2 separate regions of the Homo sapiens genome follow, and region 1 is linked to region 2. The links are chromatin loops, found by intact Hi-C in ENCODE. Cell type or tissue: Caco-2. All regions are shown on one strand.

Evidence for each region. Peaks named below come from ENCODE experiments on the same cell type or tissue, not always from the same donor. Only the 100,000 strongest peaks of a DNase experiment are listed, where the experiment ranks them.
Region 1: a loop joins it to region 2, with 5 times the contacts of the local background. A loop is called at or near these places in 23 of 110 quality-filtered maps.

The regions. Positions count from the first base shown.
Region 1 is chr2:191,580,964-191,584,963 of GRCh38, forward strand. No RefSeq gene overlaps it. Among named protein-coding and RNA genes, the nearest start is that of NABP1, 95 kb to the right of the region's middle. In Caco-2, no CTCF peak of the experiment used is centred here; a DNase peak (open chromatin) is centred at 1,588.
Region 2 is chr2:191,689,119-191,693,118 of GRCh38, forward strand. It overlaps LOC124900605 (a long non-coding RNA gene), which reads left to right. Exons shown (of 3, transcript XR_007088697.1): 1 at 1-1,083; 2 at 2,838-4,000. Among named protein-coding and RNA genes, the nearest start is that of NABP1, 13 kb to the left of the region's middle. In Caco-2, a CTCF peak has its summit at 2,029 (motif pointing left); DNase peaks (open chromatin) are centred at 301 and 2,015.

The DNA of each region.
Region 1 (4,000 bases), 110 kb before region 2:
TGAGAATAATAGCTTCATTTCAGGTAAGTATAAGGGATTTGGGAATATCTGGTTATGAAGAGTCTAAGATTGAAAATAAGTGCTGATAGAAACTGTTCATGAAATGTGGCCACCATCCATTCTATATTCTGAGAAACAATGTGGTAATAATCTGGTGATTTTGGTCTTTTTTGTCTGTTTGTCCCAAGTACAGAAGTTGATGGACATACACAAAATAAACTTCTGCTAAAAACCTTGATGAGTGATAAAGGCCATCTGCCAGCAGCTGGAGAAGTGTACTTTGACAGGCTGTATATTGCAGAGAGAGAGGGAGAGAGAGAGACTATTAGAAGATATTTTCAGAAATAGTTGTGGATTTTTTGTAAATGAAATTAAAACATAAAACACAGAAGGCATATAGTAGGGAAATAAAAGTCAAAATTGCATTCCTAAAGTACTGTCATCTCTGAGGAAATTGTATTAGCTTTATCCATCTCAAAGTATTTTTCTGAAGCATGTGATTAAATAACAATAATATTGACTTCTATTTAAAGATATGTTACTTTATTATTATGTTACTTTGCTGAATTCGTTATTAAAGATATTGACATTTGAGATGGTTAGAGTACTAGAAGGCATAGATCTGGCTATAAATTTATTATGTTTTAGAATAATATTTATTTTCTCTCTGATTATAATGGCACTACATTGTAAGGAATTTGGATCATAAGAATCACACACAAAAAACAGACAAATCTGTACTCCTACCATACATTATAGGTGAGATTATAGGTGATTATAGGTGTCATCATTCTGGCATATTTCCTTCCAATAATTTTACTGCTCTATTTAAAAATATATACATATTATATGTATAAATTTGTTTCCGGCGTTTTTCTTAATGTTACATCAGCAACATTTTCCTATGTGATTAAAATTTTTAATAAACGTAATTTTTTTTTGAGCAGAGTCTCGCTCTGTCACCCAGGCTGGAGTGAAGAGTGCAGTGGCATGATCTTGGCTCACTGCAACCTCTGCCTCCCGGGTTCAAGCGATTCTCACGCCTCAGCCTCCCAAGTAGCTGGGACTATAGGCACACGCCATCACACCCTGCTAATTTTTGTATTTGTTTAGTAGAGATGGGGTTTCACCATGTTGGCCAGGCTGGTCTCGAACTCCTGACCTCAGGTGATCTGTCTGCCTTGGCCTCCCAAAGTGCTGGGATTACAGGTGTGAGCCACCATACCTGGTGAGAAACATAAATTTTAATTGCTGTGTAATATTCCATTACATAAATGAACTCTATATTTAGTGTTCTATTTATTTATATATTTATTTTTGTGACTTTACATGACCTAAGAATTAACATGTTTGTATTTCAGAATATTTTTTAGCAAAGATCTTTAGAATTGGAATTATTGAGTCAAAGGCTAAATGTTTAACATGAAGCTATGGTAAATACTGGCTAGCTGTTTGCCAAACTTGCTTGATTTTCCTTCTGAGTACAGAGATAGGCTACATTTCTCAGCCTCCCTGGCAGTGAGGTAAGGACATGAGAATGAATTCTTCCCAAAGGAATGTGGCAGAAGTGATACAATCATGCACAATGCTTCCAGGTCTGGCCCAAAATGACCTCTTACACAATTCTCAAGGCTCTCTCTTTCCTTATTTGCTGATGGTGTGTCAGTGCAGGGTGAGCTTGAGGCATTTGAGAAAGACAGCAGAGCATTTGTCAGGCTGTTTCTGAAGAAATGTGGGGCAGAATACCCTTCATTCCCACTGGCTTGAATTGATATCAGATTGAGAAATAAAATTCCAATAAAATGTTAAGATATTGAGATTTGGGGGTTTAGACATTTTAGTGCTAGCATAATCTTAACTAATAGAGATATTACCATTGAAACTTAGGTACTACTCTGTAATAAAAACCTAAAATATGTGGAATCAGCATTGGGTAGTGAGGACATTAATATCAGAGGATAGGAAGATGGAGACTCATGTAATACAGTGGTAAAATATGTGTTAACAATTCGTGATAGCAAAGACATAGAGTCAACCTAAATGCCCATCAATGACAGATTGGTTAAAGAAAATGTGGTACATACACACCATGGAATACCATGCAGCCATAGAAAAGTACGAGCTCATAGTCTTTTGTGGGAACATGAATGGAGCTAAACAGAAAACCAAATACCACATGTTCTCACTTACAAGTGGGAGCTAAAGGATAAGAACTCATGGACACAACGAAGGAAGCAACAGACACCAGGGTCTACTTGAGGGTGGAGAGTGGGAAGAGGGAGAGGAGCAGAAAAGATAACTATTGGGTACTGGGCTTAATACCTGGGTGATGAATTAATCTGTACAGCAAATCCCGTGACATGGGTTTACCTATATAACGAACTTGCACATGTACCCCCAAACCTAAAATAAAAGTTAAAAAAGAAGTACATAAAATAAAATGTGTGTTAAAACTGTCACCAGAAATAGCATAAATGCAGCCGGGTACTCATTGAGCCTGTAGCTCTAGGGAAAGAGACTGGAAAACAGAATTTTGTGATATGTGTTGGTGGTTACTGGCTTCCATTAGGAAGGTATTAGAAGAAAAAAAAAAATGAATCAGTAAATAGCTTGACAGGTTCCAAGCAGAAATGAAAATAAATACAGAGAGAGAAGAAATCTGGGGCATCAAAGAGATTGAAACACCAACGTTTCTAGATTCCAAACAATAGGAAATACAATTAAAGGTGTAGCTTTTTCTCCCAAACCATATGACTTCAGGGATGCTGGCATCAAATTGGGTGCATGTGAGAGAGGCATGAAGCTGAGGAAGCAAGGAAAGAAATAACGGATAATAGTTACGTTTGTGAAAGAACTTTGGGTAGGGTTCCACATAAGCCTGGACTTAAAAAGCCACTGACAGCCTGAGCCTTAAAATCATCCTTGAGCCCCCAAACAGACAGAGAAGTTTCTTATCAAAAGTAGAATCAGAGTCAAGGAAAAGCACTGTTTCACTCTCAAGTAGGGCCTTCGGGATTCACACATGATTCCATTTACATGAGCTATTCAAAAAAGGTACATCTATGGAAGCAGGAAGTAGATTAGTAGTTCCTCGGCATTAGGGTGGGAGTTACAAATGGGCATGGGAGGCCTTTGCAGGGTGCTGGAAATATCCTAAAGCTGGATGGTGGTGAGAGCTGCACAACTGTGTGAATTTACTAAAAATCATTGAATTGTATAGTTCAAATAAGTAAATTTTATGATATGTTAATTACATCTCAAAACAAACTTTTAAGATAAAAACCTGTGCTGGGATGGATCCAGAAGCCAGCCCAAGCTGCCACCTACTTCTCTTGGACTGGGAGCTGACTCTGGTACTCTCTCTACTGGCAGGGTGCTGCCGACCCAATGTGCATGGATTTAATTGCAATGCAGAAATAGTCATGGGGAGATGTCCCTTAACTGTAGCCCTATCACAGGGTGTCTGTAGCCCCATGGTGAGGTGTCTGTCTGTAGCCCTGCTGCAGGGTGTCTGGATTGGTGAGTATCCTAGGTGCTGCCAATGCCTCTTTCCTTCTCCCAACTGGTTCCGTAGCCCTATGGTGGGGTGTCTGTAGCCCCATTGTGTGATGTCTGTTTGTAGCTTCACCATGGGGTGTCGGTGTCTATAGCCTCATTACTGGATGTCTGTTCAGCTCCTGGGGGTCTTGGCTCTTTCTAACTAACAGGTTGGCTCTTTCTAACTAGTAGGAACAGTCCTGGTTTGGGAGACTTCTCCTCAATCAAGACGATTTCGAGGAGGTTTCTCAGATGGAGAAAAGGAGGATAGTTTGGAAGGGATACTCTTGGAGTTCTTGGTTGGGAATCTGATTTGGAAGGCCTTCTGTCCGTCTCATCTTTGTGTGTGTTTGCATATGTGGAAGGGATCTCAGAAGGGGTTGCTAATGGAAGTCCAGCAGGCCTAACTGAGAGAACCCTCCTTATTTGTCTGGTCACATTCAGTGAGCCCTAAAGAAGGCTC
Region 2 (4,000 bases):
CCAAGCCATTTTAGGCTGAGAATGACTCTTAAGGTCTTCTAATGCATTTCAGAGGGTTCTAGAAACAACAAACTGAACATGATATGAAACTAACAACATAGAATGCCCCCCAAACAAATTCCTCTAACCTCACTGAGTTTACTTGCCCTATTACTATTTTTTTTTTTTAAGATCTTCTGTCTCTTGTTTTTGTTTTATCCCTTACCTGATGAAAGTGAACATTTCTAGTGGAGAAAGAAGATCACAGTTCTCTAATATGGGCATTAAGAGAGGGGTACAGCTAGAGGGGAGGTGAAAACCTGCCTCCACTGGGGTGAAAAACAGTGTGCTGAGGTTTCAGCCAGTGATTACACTGGGTAATCAACCAGTCCCATGTTTCACAAAGGAGTTGTAATGATTAACAGTTCAGGTATGCTTCTGAGGAAATCTAATTGAGACCTTTGGAAAATAGCATTGTTATGAATGGTGTGGTGTTACGCCCTGAGGGAAAAGCTAGAAAAACATTTTACTTTTCAAGTGTATTTAAATTACATCCAAATGTTTCAGTGTGCTTTACTGGAGACTGCCTGAGTTTGGAATTCAAATATTGTAACCAAATTACTCCAGGTTTCTGAACTAAAATGATCTATTGATGTTTCTCAAAGTATAGATCACAGAGTAAGAAAAGAGGAAATCAAGTCTGGTTTATGACAAACTTTTTTCCATGTTAACATTGGACCCAAAGATGTTACTAAGAGCTTTTTACTACTGTGAGAGAACCAGCGTGATGTGAAGACAACGAACATTTTAAGAAGTTTGACTAGTAGACATTTCGTTTAAGTCTTTTGGAGGGTCTTGGTTGACAACCCACAATTTTATTGTGGCTCCCCAGGCTTTGAGAACGTGTGGGCTTGGATGATCATTGTTGACCTATAAAAGAGCACAGGTCTCTTGAGAGTTTATTGACACACTACTGATCAGACCCCCACAATATGTCTCAACCTCTGTTGAAGGGCTAGTGATGTTTAAAAAAACCTGTTATTTCCAATCAGAAATTGAAGTTATGTCTCTTACTCCATCAAAATTTATGCTTTTCAGCATTGGGTAAGTCTAGTTTCTTGGTTTGTATATTAAATGCATATTGAGTAAAATTCTTAGTGATTTAGAAACCATCTACATGAGGCTTCCCAGGAACTTGTTAAAAGTACAGGTTGCACCTCTGCATTACTAGAATAACATCAGTGTACATTTGGGAGATCTGCATTTGAAACCCTGAGGTTGTCTGCCTCCTGCCCTTGAGATCTTCCCTTGTATTGAAATTATATATATATATATATATATATTTTTTTTTTTTCCCCTCAGTTTCTTTTACCTTTGTGAGGCTAATATATGCTGACGTGTTGGATTGTAAAACAAAAAATTGTGCTTAAAAGAATGTCCCTCCAGAGGGCAGAATTGTTGGGTAAAGCATATAGCGCAGAGCAGAATAAGAGGTTCAGTATGGCCTCTGGATGAGGGTATTGCAAATTTTGAATTAGGCTCAAATAAAATGATTTAAATTATATATCAATTCGAGGATCAGATATTAATTGGGAGGTCACATGACTTTCCTTGAGCCTATCTAGATAAAAGTAAAATGCTTTTTTTCCTACGTTTTTGAAAATTTAGAGTTTATTGTTGCTCATCTCAGCAAATTAATGTTACCAGCATCTTCTGCCTTCCTCCTGTCCCTCAATTCCCTACTTTACTAAAAGAAGGCTGGCCAAATTGAAAAGTAGTTGAGTTGGAGACTTGATAAATACTTTTGAAAATACTTAGAGAAACCACCCTTCATCTTCCACGTAAAGATCTCAGTTCTGTACAGAGAGGCAACTACAATGAGTATTTTCTGCAAGTAACATGGAAATCATGATTTGATTGCCATGTGTTTCTAATGTTCAGTATTAAATGTTTATAGCCCTCGTAGGAAACAAACTTCTGACCTAAGTTGCTGGACTACTTGAATAGAAAGGTAGTCAGCACAACTAGTGCCATCTACTGGGTCATTGCTGCATAGTTTCTGTCTGTTTAGAAATCTGGCTTAGTTTAACACGTGGGGGAAATGGTTCTGTTCCAATGAATAGCGATTTTTGCCTGATAGTGGTGTTAAGTATGATATGGAAAATCCTTAAGGGGCAGTTGGGCCATTTGTTTAGTTTATGAACAATCAACACTGACATTAAATTTCAGTTAAGTAGATGAAACCCTGAACTGCCCCTAAAGCTATAGAAAATATGGGAAAGGTTGCCAAGTTTTGTATTCTCATCACATTTGTCAATATTGTTGGTGAGAAGTGTAAACTGTTAAAAATGCCTTTTGGTGAGTGGTGGTTTGGTAAAAACAATTGAAGTAGAACACGACACTGCCCTTAGAAATTTCATTCCTTTACCCAATGGTATTTGGTAAAATCCTGGCCAAATGACTGCTGCTGTTGTAATTATGTGAGCTTTGCAGAACATAACCTATTTTAAATGCCAGAATGTGCTTCCATGAAGAAGAACATGGTTTTGGGCTGAGGAGATCTTGGTTTGAGTCCTGGATCTATTTACTGGCTCCAGGACCATGAACCTCGTTATAAAATGATAGTGGGGCTATGTACTCATAGTGTTAGGAGGACTATGTGAGCTAATGTATGCAAAACATCTGCTCCATATCTAAGGGTCAACAAATGTTAAGCCCTTTCTCCATCAGCATTGGAAATAAGTTAAAATACTGTTCATTTCTCCATGCCATTATTAGAAAACAATCTTCTATAATTTAAAATCTGAAATATTAAGCAATTTATGTGAATTATTACAATTATGTTCTTTTTTAAACAGTCAAACCAAGTTTTTCCTGTCTTGTCTGGGCACAGACAAGCACTTATGCTGACGGTTTACCGTGACAGCATGTAGGGTTGGGTCTTCATTACAAAGATCTGCCCACTAGCTGAGTACACTGGTGTTTTTCCATTCACCTCTGCCCAGCAGGACAAGATGATGAAAGTACAGAGAACTTGTGGGTCCAGGTTTGTGTCAGAAAGGAGGTTAGTGGCTTGCTTAGGGCCAGGCAGAGGGCACATTGGAAGGAATTCTCTGTTCCCGGTGACAGCCCTTGGAATTGCTGTGCACCCAGAGTTGCGGAGTAATTTATTGGCTTCTGATAACTATAGTATTGGATAACTTCCCAACATTTTATTAAAAATTTTAAACATATAGGCATGTTGAAAGAATTTATACTCACCACCTAGATTTTGCCACTATCACATATCTGTGCATCCTATTAATACATTTTTAATTATTATTTTTTTGAGACAGAGTTTCTTTTACTCAGGCTGGATTGCAATGGTGCAATCTCAGCTCACTGCAACCTCTGCCTCCAAGATTGAGGCGATTCTCCCACCTCAGGCTCCTGAATAGCTGGGACTACAGAGGGGAGCCACCATGCCCGGTTAATTTTTGTATTTTTGGTAAAGAAGGGGTTTCATCATGTTGCCCCAGGCTGGCCTTGAACTCCTGGGCTCAAGTGATCCTCTGGCCTCAGCCTCCCAAAGTGCTAGGATTACAGGCATGAGTCACCGTGCCCAGCCAGCCATTAATGCATTTTTAATATATTTTTAGTCAATTGCAGACATCGTACAATTTTCCCTAAACGTTGCAACATGCCTATTCATTACAGTTCAGTATTTTTCAGGATTTTTTTTTTTTGTAAAATTTACAAAGAAATGTGGAAATCTTAGTTGTGCATTAGTTGAGTTTTAACAAATACCTAGGCTTTATCGCAACCTCTATCAAGATACAGAACATTGCTGTCATTCTAGAAGCCTCTGTAATGTGCCTTCCCCAGTCAATCTCTTTTTCCATGGCCCCAGCAGCCATCATTCTTTCAATACTTTAAAAAACATTCTTATCTGAAGGGAAATTTCATATGTGCCAAAGTCATCTCTAGATTTCTCCAAGTCTTAACCATGCCAGAGTACAGCCAAACCTAGCCCTTCATGCAT